Linked DNA regions of Homo sapiens: region 2 is linked to region 1. Evidence: chromatin loops called from intact Hi-C (ENCODE). Cell type or tissue: mesothelial cell of epicardium. All regions are shown on one strand.

What was found. A loop is a pair of places that touch in the nucleus more often than their neighbours do. Peaks named below come from ENCODE experiments on the same cell type or tissue, not always from the same donor. Only the 100,000 strongest peaks of a DNase experiment are listed, where the experiment ranks them.
Region 2: a loop joins it to region 1, with 8 times the contacts of the local background. A loop is called at or near these places in 2 of 110 quality-filtered maps.

What each region holds. Positions count from the first base shown.
Region 1 is chr1:102,547,970-102,552,969 of GRCh38, reverse strand. No RefSeq gene overlaps it. Among named protein-coding and RNA genes, the nearest start is that of OLFM3, 550 kb to the right of the region's middle. RefSeq lists a silencer at 1,902-2,021. In mesothelial cell of epicardium, no CTCF peak of the experiment used is centred here; a DNase peak (open chromatin) is centred at 1,981.
Region 2 is chr1:102,672,695-102,677,694 of GRCh38, reverse strand. No RefSeq gene overlaps it. Among named protein-coding and RNA genes, the nearest start is that of COL11A1, 430 kb to the left of the region's middle. In mesothelial cell of epicardium, no CTCF peak of the experiment used is centred here; no DNase peak of the experiment used is centred here.

The DNA.
Region 1 (5,000 bases):
AATAAGGAAGTTATTGGAAACTGGAGTATAGGTGATTCTTGCTATGGCTTAGCAAAGAGACTGGCAGTATTTTGCCCCTGCCCTAGAGATCTGTGGAAATTTGAACTTGGGAGAGATGATTTAGGGTGTCTGGCAGAAAAAAATTCTAAGCAGCAAAACCTTCAAGAGGTGACTTAGGTGCTCCTAAAAACATTCAGTTTTATTCATTCACAAATATATGGTTTGAAATTGGAACTTATCTTTAAAAGGGAGGCAGAATGGTATTGCCTAGGTTTTCTTCTATGGCTTTTATGGTTTTAGGACTTATGTTTAAATCTTTAATCCATCTTGAGTTAATTTTGTATAAGGTGTAAGGAAGGGGTCTAGTTTCAGTTTTCTGCATATGGCTAAGCAGTTTTCCCAACACCATTTATTAAATAGGGAATCCTTTCCCCAGTGCTTGTTTTTTTTCAGGTTTGTCAAAGATCAAATGGCTGTAGATGTGTGGTATTATTTCTGAGGCCTCTGTTCTGTTCCATTGGTCTATATCTCTGTTTTGGTTCCAGTACCATGCTGTTTTGGTTACTGTAGCCTTGTAGTATAAAGTCAGGTAGGCATGGGCAAAGACTTCATGACTAAAACACCAAAAGCAATGGCAACAAAAGCCAAAATTGACAAATGGGATCTAATGAAACTAAAGAGTTTCTGCACAGCAAAAGAAACTACCATCAGAGTGAACAGGCAACTTAGAGAATGGGAGAAAATTTTTGCCATCTATCCATCTGACGAAGGGCTAATATCTAGAATCTACAAGGAACTTAAACAAATTTGCGAGCAAAAAACAACCCCATCAGAAAGTGGGCAATGGATATGAACAGATACTTTTCAAAAGAAGACATTTATGCAGCCAAGAAACATATGAAAAAAGCTCATCATCACTAGTCATTAGAGAAATGCAAATAAAAACCACAATGAGATACCGTTTCACACCAGTTAGAATGGTGATCATTAAAAAGTCAGGAAACCACAGATGCTGGAGAGGATGTGGAGAAATAGAAATGCTTTTACACTGTTGGTGAAAGCATAAATTAGTTCAACCATTGTGGAAGACAGTGTGGCAATACCTCAAGGATCTAGAAACAAAAATACAATTTGACCCAGCAATCCCATTACTGGGTATATACCCAAAGGATTATAAATAATTCTACTATAAAGACACATAAACACATATGTTTATTGCTGCACTATTCACAATAGCAAAGACTTGGAACCAACCCAAATGCCCGTCAATGTTAGACTGGATACAGAAAATGTGGCCCATATACACCATGGAATAGTATGCAGCCATAAAAAAAGAATGAGTTCATGTCCTTTTCAGGAACATGGATGAAGCTGGAAACCATCATTCTCAGCAAACTAACACAGGAACAGAAAAACAAACACCACATGTTCTCAGTCATAAATGGGAGTTGAACAATAAGAACATATGGACACAGGGATGGGAACATCACATACTGGGGCCTGTCCGGGGGCAGGGAGCATGTAGAGGGATAGCATTAGAAGAAATACCTAACGTAGATGATGGGTTGATGGGTGAAACAAACCACCATGGCACATGTATACCTATGTAACAAACCTGCATGTTCTGCACATGTGTCCCAGAACTTAAAGTATAATTTAAAAACAAAGGAAGCAAAGCATAAAAGTTCAGAACATTTGCAGCCTGATGATATGATAGAAAAGAACAGTCTTTTTTCTGATGAGAAATTCAAGCTGGCTGCAAACATTTGCATAAGTAATGAGGATCCAAATGTTAATTATTAAGACAATGGGGAAAATGTCTCCAGAGCATCTCATAGGTCTTCAAGGTAGTCTCTCCCATCACAAGCCAGGAGGCCCAGGAGGAAAAATATGGTTTCATGGCCTGTGCCCAGAGACTTGCTGCTTTTTGCAGTTTGGGGACTTGGTTGGAGCCCTCACACAGAGTCCCTACTGGGGTGCCACCTAGTGGAGCTATGAGAGGGCCACCGTCCTCCAGATCCCAGAATGGTAGATCCACCAACAGCTTGCCCCATGTGCCTCAGAAAGCCGCAGACACTCAATGCTAGCCTGTGAAAGCAGCTGGGAGAGGGGCTGTGCCTTGCAAAGCCACAGGGGGCAGAGCTGCTCAAGCCTGTGAGAGCCCACTTCTTGTATCACATGACCTGGATGTGAGACAGGGAGTCAAAGGAGATTGTTTTGGAGCTTTAAAATTTAATTACTGCCTTGTTAGATTTTGAATTTGCATGGGTCCTGTAGACCCTTTGTTTTGGCCAATTTCTCCCATTGTTAATGGGTGTATTTACCCAATGGTTGTACCTCCATTGTATCTAGGAAGTAACTAACTTTTTTTTTTTTTTTAACTTTACAGGCTCATTGGCAAAAAGGACTTGCCTTGTCTCAGGTGAGACTTTGGACTTGTACTTATGAGGTAATGCTAAAATGAGGCAAAACTTTGGGGGACTGTTGGAAGGGCATGATTTTGTTTTAATATGTGAGGACATAAGATTTGGGAGGGGCCAGAGGTAGAAGGATATAATTTGGTTATGTCCCCACCCAAATCTCATCTTTATCTGTAGTTCCCATGATCTCCATGTGTCATGGGAGGGATCCAGTGGGAAGTAATTTCATCATGGAGGCAGTTACCATCATACTGTTCTCATGATAGTGAGTGAGTTCTCACAAGATCTGATGGTTTTATAAGGGACTTTTTCCCTTTTGCTCATGCTCTCTTCCTTGCTGCCTTGTCAAATATGCCTTTGCTCCTCCTTCACCTTCCCCTGTGATTGTGAGGCTTTCCCAGCCATGTGAAACTGTGAGTCTATTAAACCGCCTCCTCTTTATAAATTAGGTGTTCTCAGATATGTCTTCATTAGCAGCATGAGAATGGATTAATACAGTCTCACTGTATTTTATTTTCAGTATAATCTCCCATGTTTCCTCTGCTTCAACCACAATAACTTTCTGTTTTTGTTTCATCACAGTCATTGGTCTTCTACTCTAAATTTCTCTGGGATTCATTCTATTACTTACTTCGGAGCCATTTTCAAAACTAGCCTTCTCAGTCATGTTTTATCTGACTATATTTATATCTTAGACTCCTTCCTTGATCTCCTATTCTCTTTCCCTGCTTTCGTTTTTGATAGAATATTCTAACATACTATGCAATTTCCTTATTTATTTTTATTTATATTTGTAGGTCCCAGAGCTTTAGATGCACATGGGCAATAATATTTTCTATTTTGTTCATTGATATATCCCAAGTACCCAGAAGAGTACATAGCACATAGTAGGTGCCAAAAAATATTTGCTGAAGAAACAAATTATTACCAGAACATATTTGCTTTATTTTAAAATACATGTGTTATGACTTTAACCATGTAAAACTTTACATGGATAAAGGAGGGAAAGAAAAATTACCATGTTTGCCACTGGGTATCTTTTTTTCAGGGGACTCTAAGTAAACTTTTTCTTCTTCTTATTGCTCAGCATTTTTTATAACAAAGGTGTATTACCTTGGTAATAATAAATAATAAATTATAGTTTATTTATTCAGTAATGAACAGGTATATATAAATATCAAATGCATTCCTTAAAATAATAATACATAACTAAAAATATTATTATCACTTTCAGTCATTTATTTTCTCTTTGTTATATTTTTAACTATCCAGAGGCATACTATTAGGTCATACATTAGATTCAGAAGACAAGCAAATAAAAATATCATCAATGTCATGTTGAAAGTGACTATAGTAATTAAAAGCATTATCCATCATTAAAATTTTCTTATGATATTGTATGACTTCAAGGTGTGATACATTGACTTAAATTTTAGAAAATACCAAGTAAATTTCCAGTTGCAACAAAATCTTTGTTAAGGGTTTTATGTTGATAAAGTCTTAATACAAAGATGGGAAATAAAGTATGACATTACATTGCCAGATAAATAAGAGATTAATAAAATGCCTTTTTCTTTGAAGCACAGGAATATTCTATAAATCAAATTTTCTTAGTGTATATGTCTAAATGTGATTTTTAAAATTCATTCCTGTATGTCAGCAGCAAACATTTCCTGAGCTCTCATTGTCTAGGCACTATAGATTAAAACTATCTGGGCACTATATATTAAAAAAAAAGTAATAAAACTCTATTATCACTTCAAGGAGCTTTCAGGCAAGAAGGAAATGAATAGAGAAAAACATAATCAAATGCAGTATAGTAGGTATTATGATAGACATGTTTGCAGGTTTCTGCAATGTTTATAGAAGAGGTCCCTAAGCCAGTTAAGTTCAGGAGTTGCTTACTGCTGGAAATAAAAATATTCTCTTTAGTATGTACAGTGCACTGAAGAGCAATAGATATTTATTGACTGAAGTTTGGTAATCTCATGTTAGCATCCATAACATCAATATTTATTATAATGAGTTGTGAGAAATTAGACTGAATCTTTACTATTTCCTGGGCAATTCCTGGAAGTTTGTTTTCTGTAACATTCTACTGCCAGCTTTTTTATATTTTATTTGTGATTTAAAAAGCTAAGTAAAATGTGGAAAAACTTGAGGTAACTTAAAATTGCAGTCAGTTGTATACAATAAAAGCATTTGAAGATATTCTAACTTTAAAAACATCACTTCTGTGTTTTTAAAGACAATCCAGAATTGCTTTTGCTTTCGAAAGCTTTTAAATTGTTTTTCAATAGCTTTTAATTTGGAAAATTCCAATTATTTATTAAAAATTTTCAAAATACATTAATGTATTTTTAAAGGATTCATATAGCTTACACTTAACAAGAATTCTAATTTTATTTTACATAATGAAGTGTTTATAAGGCAAATAAAAAATGCATCACCTACTCATGGAGATCAAGAGTGTATACTGATCTAGGGATATAATGAAATCATCATGATCCTCATTTGAAGGTTGCTTAAATACCAATTTTTACAAAACTGTCATTTTATGCATTACTTTGTGATATATGT
Region 2 (5,000 bases), 120 kb before region 1:
ATATATACTGTCATTTTTCACACTTGCCAGGGATAGGTTACATCATCCAAAAGATAAAACAAAATTAGCTATATTAATCACATAATCTTCTGATTAAACTTACCATTTACTCTATGTAGGAATATATTTCAGGTCCTGAAAACAGAAAAATCCACGTCTCTGAAGCTTCTTACAATATGGAATTATATAAGGTGGTGAGTAGCATTATTATCTGTCCAAAAGAAGTTATTCAATGAATACACATTTATTTACATGTTATTTACTTAATTAGAATAAATATAAAAATATTTTAAATAATTTCTGTGTAGCCTAAAGATTTGTAAATGGTTCTGTAAAATCAATTTCACAAAGAAATAAAACATCTCAATTTTAAATATTTAGTGATCTTGCTCAACTGAAATTTAAAATTTAGAAGGTCTAGACAAGTAAATGAGTTGCAGTTCTTTCAGGCTTAACATCTCGTTACTGTGGGCTAAGGATATGGCTTCACAATTGCCGACATTTTCCCTAATGAGAGAAGCAGCTATTGTGAAAGTCACTAGTCTTAAGTCATACCAATAGATAAAAAAATAATTTGAGTGCAAGTATGCACAGTAGCATTCTTTTACTGTGGGAGGGGCAGACCTGCTCTGACAATTTTTACTGAAGTTTCATTTATTGAGAAAGACAATGTCTTAGTTGTTGAGAGGGAATACAACTATGAACATGCCATATCTGGAGGTTACATTAAGGTAAACATTTAATAGACATGATGAAGCATTTGTTCCCCTGAACTCAACAGTTTATTTTAAATTAAGTTACTTGGACTTTATAATATTGTTATATTCACATTAAAAATTATACTCACACCTTGATATGGTTTGGTTCTTTGTCCCCCATCAAATCTCTTGCAGCTCCCACAATTCCCAAGTGTTGTGGGATGGACCTGGTGAGAGATTACTGAATTATGGGGGCAAGTCTTTCCCATCCTTTTCTCATGACAGTGAATGGATCTCGGGGATCTGATGATTTTAAAAACAGAAGTTGCCCAGCATAAGCTCTCTTTTTGCCTGCTGCCATCCTTGTATGATGTGACTTGCTCCTCTTTGCATTCCACCATGATCCTGAGGCTTCCCCAGCCACGTAGAACTGTAAATCCAATTAAACTTATTATTATTTTTTTTTGTAAATTGCCCAGTCTTGGGTATGTCTTTGTCAGCATCATTAAAATGGACTAATACAGTAAATTGGTACTGGTAGTGGGGCGCTGCTGAAAAGATACCAGAAATTGTGGAAGCTACTTTGGAACTGGATAACAGGCAGAGGTTGGAACAGTTTACAGGGCTTAGAAGAAGACAAGAAAATGTGGGAAAGTTTGGAACTCCCTAGAGACTTGTTGAATGGCAACATTTTGCCCTTGACCTAGATATTTATGGAACTTTGAACTTGAGAGAGATGATTAAGGGTATCTGGTGGAAGAAATTTCTAACCAGCAAAGCATTCAAGATGTGACTTCAGTGCTGTTACAAACATTCAGTTTTAAAAGGGAAGCAGTGCATAAACGTTCAGAAAATTTCCAGAGATTTGCATAGGTAATCAGGACCCAAATGGTAAATCCCCATTTTGGGGATTACCATTCGTAAGCCCCATTTTCCCCAATGGGGAACATGTATCCAGGACATGTCAGAGGCTTCAGAGCCACCCCTCCCATCACAGACCCAGAGGCTGAGGAAGAAAAACGGTTTCGTGGGCCAGGCCCTGTGTTCCCATCTTGTGTGCAGTCTAGGGACTTAGTGCCCTATATCTCAACTGCTCCACCTATGACCAAAAGGGGCCAAGGTACAGCCCTAGCTGTTGCTTCAGAGGGTAGAAGCCCCAAGACTTGGCAGCTTCCACATGGTGTTGAGCTTGCAGGCACACAGAAGTCAATAACTGAGGTTTGGGAGCCTCCCCCTAGATTTCAGAAGATGTATGGAAATGCCTGGATGCCCACGCATTTGCTGCAAGGGCAAGGCCCTCACGGAGAACCTCTGCTAGGGCAGTGCAGAATGGAAATGTGGGGTCACAGCCCCCCCACGCAGTCCCTACTGGGGCACCACCTAGTGGAGCTGTGAGAAGAAGGCCACTGTACTCCAGAACCCAGAATGGTAGATCCACCAACAGCTTGCACCGTGAGCCTGGGAAAGCCACAGACACTCAATGCCAACCCGTGAAAACAGCCGAGAGGGGGGGTTTACCCTGCAAAGCCACAGGGGTGGAGCTGCCCAAGACCATGGGAACCCAATCCTTGCATCGATGTGATCCAGATGCAAGACATGGTGTCAAAGGAGATCATTTTGGAACTTTAAGATTTGACGGCCCTGCTGGATTTTGGACTTGCATAGGGCCTGTAGCCCCTTTGTTTTGGCGAATTTCTCCCATTTGGAATGGCTGTATTTACCCAATGCCTGTACCCACAATATATCTAGGAAGTAACTAACCTGCTTTTGATTTTACATGGTCATAGGCAGAAGGGACTTGCCTTGTCTCAGATGAGACTTTGGACTGTGGACTTTCGGGTTAATTCTGAAATGAGTTGAGACTTTGGTGGACTGTTGGGAAGGCATGACTGGTTTTGAAATGTGAAGATACGAGATTTGGGAGGGGCCAGGGGCAGAATGATATGGTTTGGCTCTGTGTCCCCACCCAAATCTCCTCTTGTAGCTTCCATAATTAACACGTGTTGTGGGAGGGACCTGGTGGGAGATTATTGAATTATGGGGTGGGTCTTTCCAGTGCTGTTCTCATGATAGTGAATAGGTCTCACAAAATTTGGGGGTTTTAAAAATGGGAGTTGCCCTGCACAAGCTCTCTTTTTGCCAGTCACCATCCATTGGGAAAGAGAACAAACTAAGAACAGTGAGGTTGGGAATTAAGGCATCAAGAGAAATCCTGGGATGATGAAGGCAACAGGGCAAAGCCTTTGGGGTTGTATATGTCTGTCTAAGTTTGAATTCTGACTTACTTGGACATGTAAAGAACTGTGTGATATGGAGTCATTTAACATTAAAGGTCCAGTTCTCCCATCTACAAAATGAGCATATTCATATCCAACTGGGTATGTGTAAGGATTAGCACAGAGTAGATGTGATAATATCAGCCAATAAACATTTAGGTTCATGGATTAGACATCACATAAGTTGTAGTAACATGACTGTCAAAGGCTAACAGCCAGTTTATCTGGAGAGACAGAGACATTATGACACAAAGCAACAGACAATATCAGATCAATAGAGTAGGATAAGGTAAAGTGATTCAAATTGAGCTAACAAAATTGTGTGACTGTCTTATTACAGGCCATGACAAAAATCCTGGGAATTCTAAACGTTAAACTCTTTGTAAATCCTTGTGAAAAGAAGATTGTCAATTGAAACTATAACTGCATATGTTTATGTATAGCTCCAGATAAAATAAAAACATATGTAGGTTCACATATTCATTAGGTAATAATAATTGTTAGTATCTATTTTTTGCTTACTGTGCCCTAGGGCAGTTCTTGAGGATTATATTTACATTGGCTTATCTAATCAACTCTTTCCCTTCTAACAAACTAGTGAGGTAAATATGATAAAATTCCCATTTTATGGCTGAAGAAATTGAGGCACAGGGCCAGGTGTGGTGGCTGACACCTGTAATCCCAACACTTTGGGAGGTCGAGGCGGACAGATCAAGAGCAGCCTGGCCAACATGCTGAAACCTCATCTCTACCAAAGATACAAAAAATTAGCCGGGCGTGGTGGCGTGTGCCTGTAATCCCAGCAACTCGGGATGCTGAGGCAGGAGAATTGCTTGAACCTGGGAGGTGGAGGTTGCAGTGAGCAGAGATAGTGCCATTGCATTCCAACCCAGGCGACAGGGGAAGACTCTGTCTCAAAAAAAAAGAGAAAGAAATCGAGGCACAGATAAGTTGACTGAGCCAGTATTTGAAACTAGCAACTTTAACCTTGGGCCCACTTTCTTGATTAAATCACTATTTCACTTCTCAAGAAAATTTTGCATATCAGTATCTCTAAACTCAGTTCATATTAACTTTATTCTCATGCAGTTACTTTTGTTGTTGGGTTCTATATTAAGAAGACTGATAAAATATTGTTTTTAAAATGTGGACTTAAATCTAGTTACTCCTCATAATATATCTTGGTACTAAATGTGTGGTCTGAAAGAGATTGACTTTGTCTATTTTACTTCAATGAATAGCTGTCTATTAGGGGAAAAGAAAAAAACAAGATCAAGTTCTACATAAGCTGAACAATATAAGTGTACTTGTTAGTCTGATCAAGTCTCATTATTTGTATATATGAAAAAAACAGTATCCACAGTTATGTGATACATAAAAGAATGCAAAATGTGTGATACCTAACAGATATTGGAGACGTATTGTTTTATACAACAGAACATTTTTCTTGGTGAAAGCAATTTGATGAATTAGGAATTGGCAGAAAAAAAAATGGTCTTATCTTACATAAAATTGCCTTAAATATATAAAACCCTGCTGTGTGCTTCTCTATTTCAAGTATGTAATTTCTATATATATATTAGAATACAGTTAATGGCCAACCTCTCCTTAGCACTAGGAGAAACATACTATTAAGTTAATTATATCCAAACCTCCTTTTCTAATCATTCTTAGCTGTGAGCAAAAACCTCTGTCATTATATCATTTATCAACAATTCCCCTGAAAAGAGACAATCATTCTTCCTGACATGTATTAGTTAACTTTTAAAATATAGTCTTTCTAATGACAGTTAAATTGGCATCATAAAATTCTACTTTGTATAATGGAATACCTTTAAGAAAATTCTGTAAAAAACATTCATTTCATTTATTTTTATAATTAATTTTTCTTTCATGGGAGTGACATTTTCTATACATTTATCCAAATTCAGGGGTCTTTTTTTTGTGAATGCATAATTCTATCAACTTAATGAACTGAATAGCATTTATTTAACCTATTATCATGTAGTATGTCTGACTTTTCTAG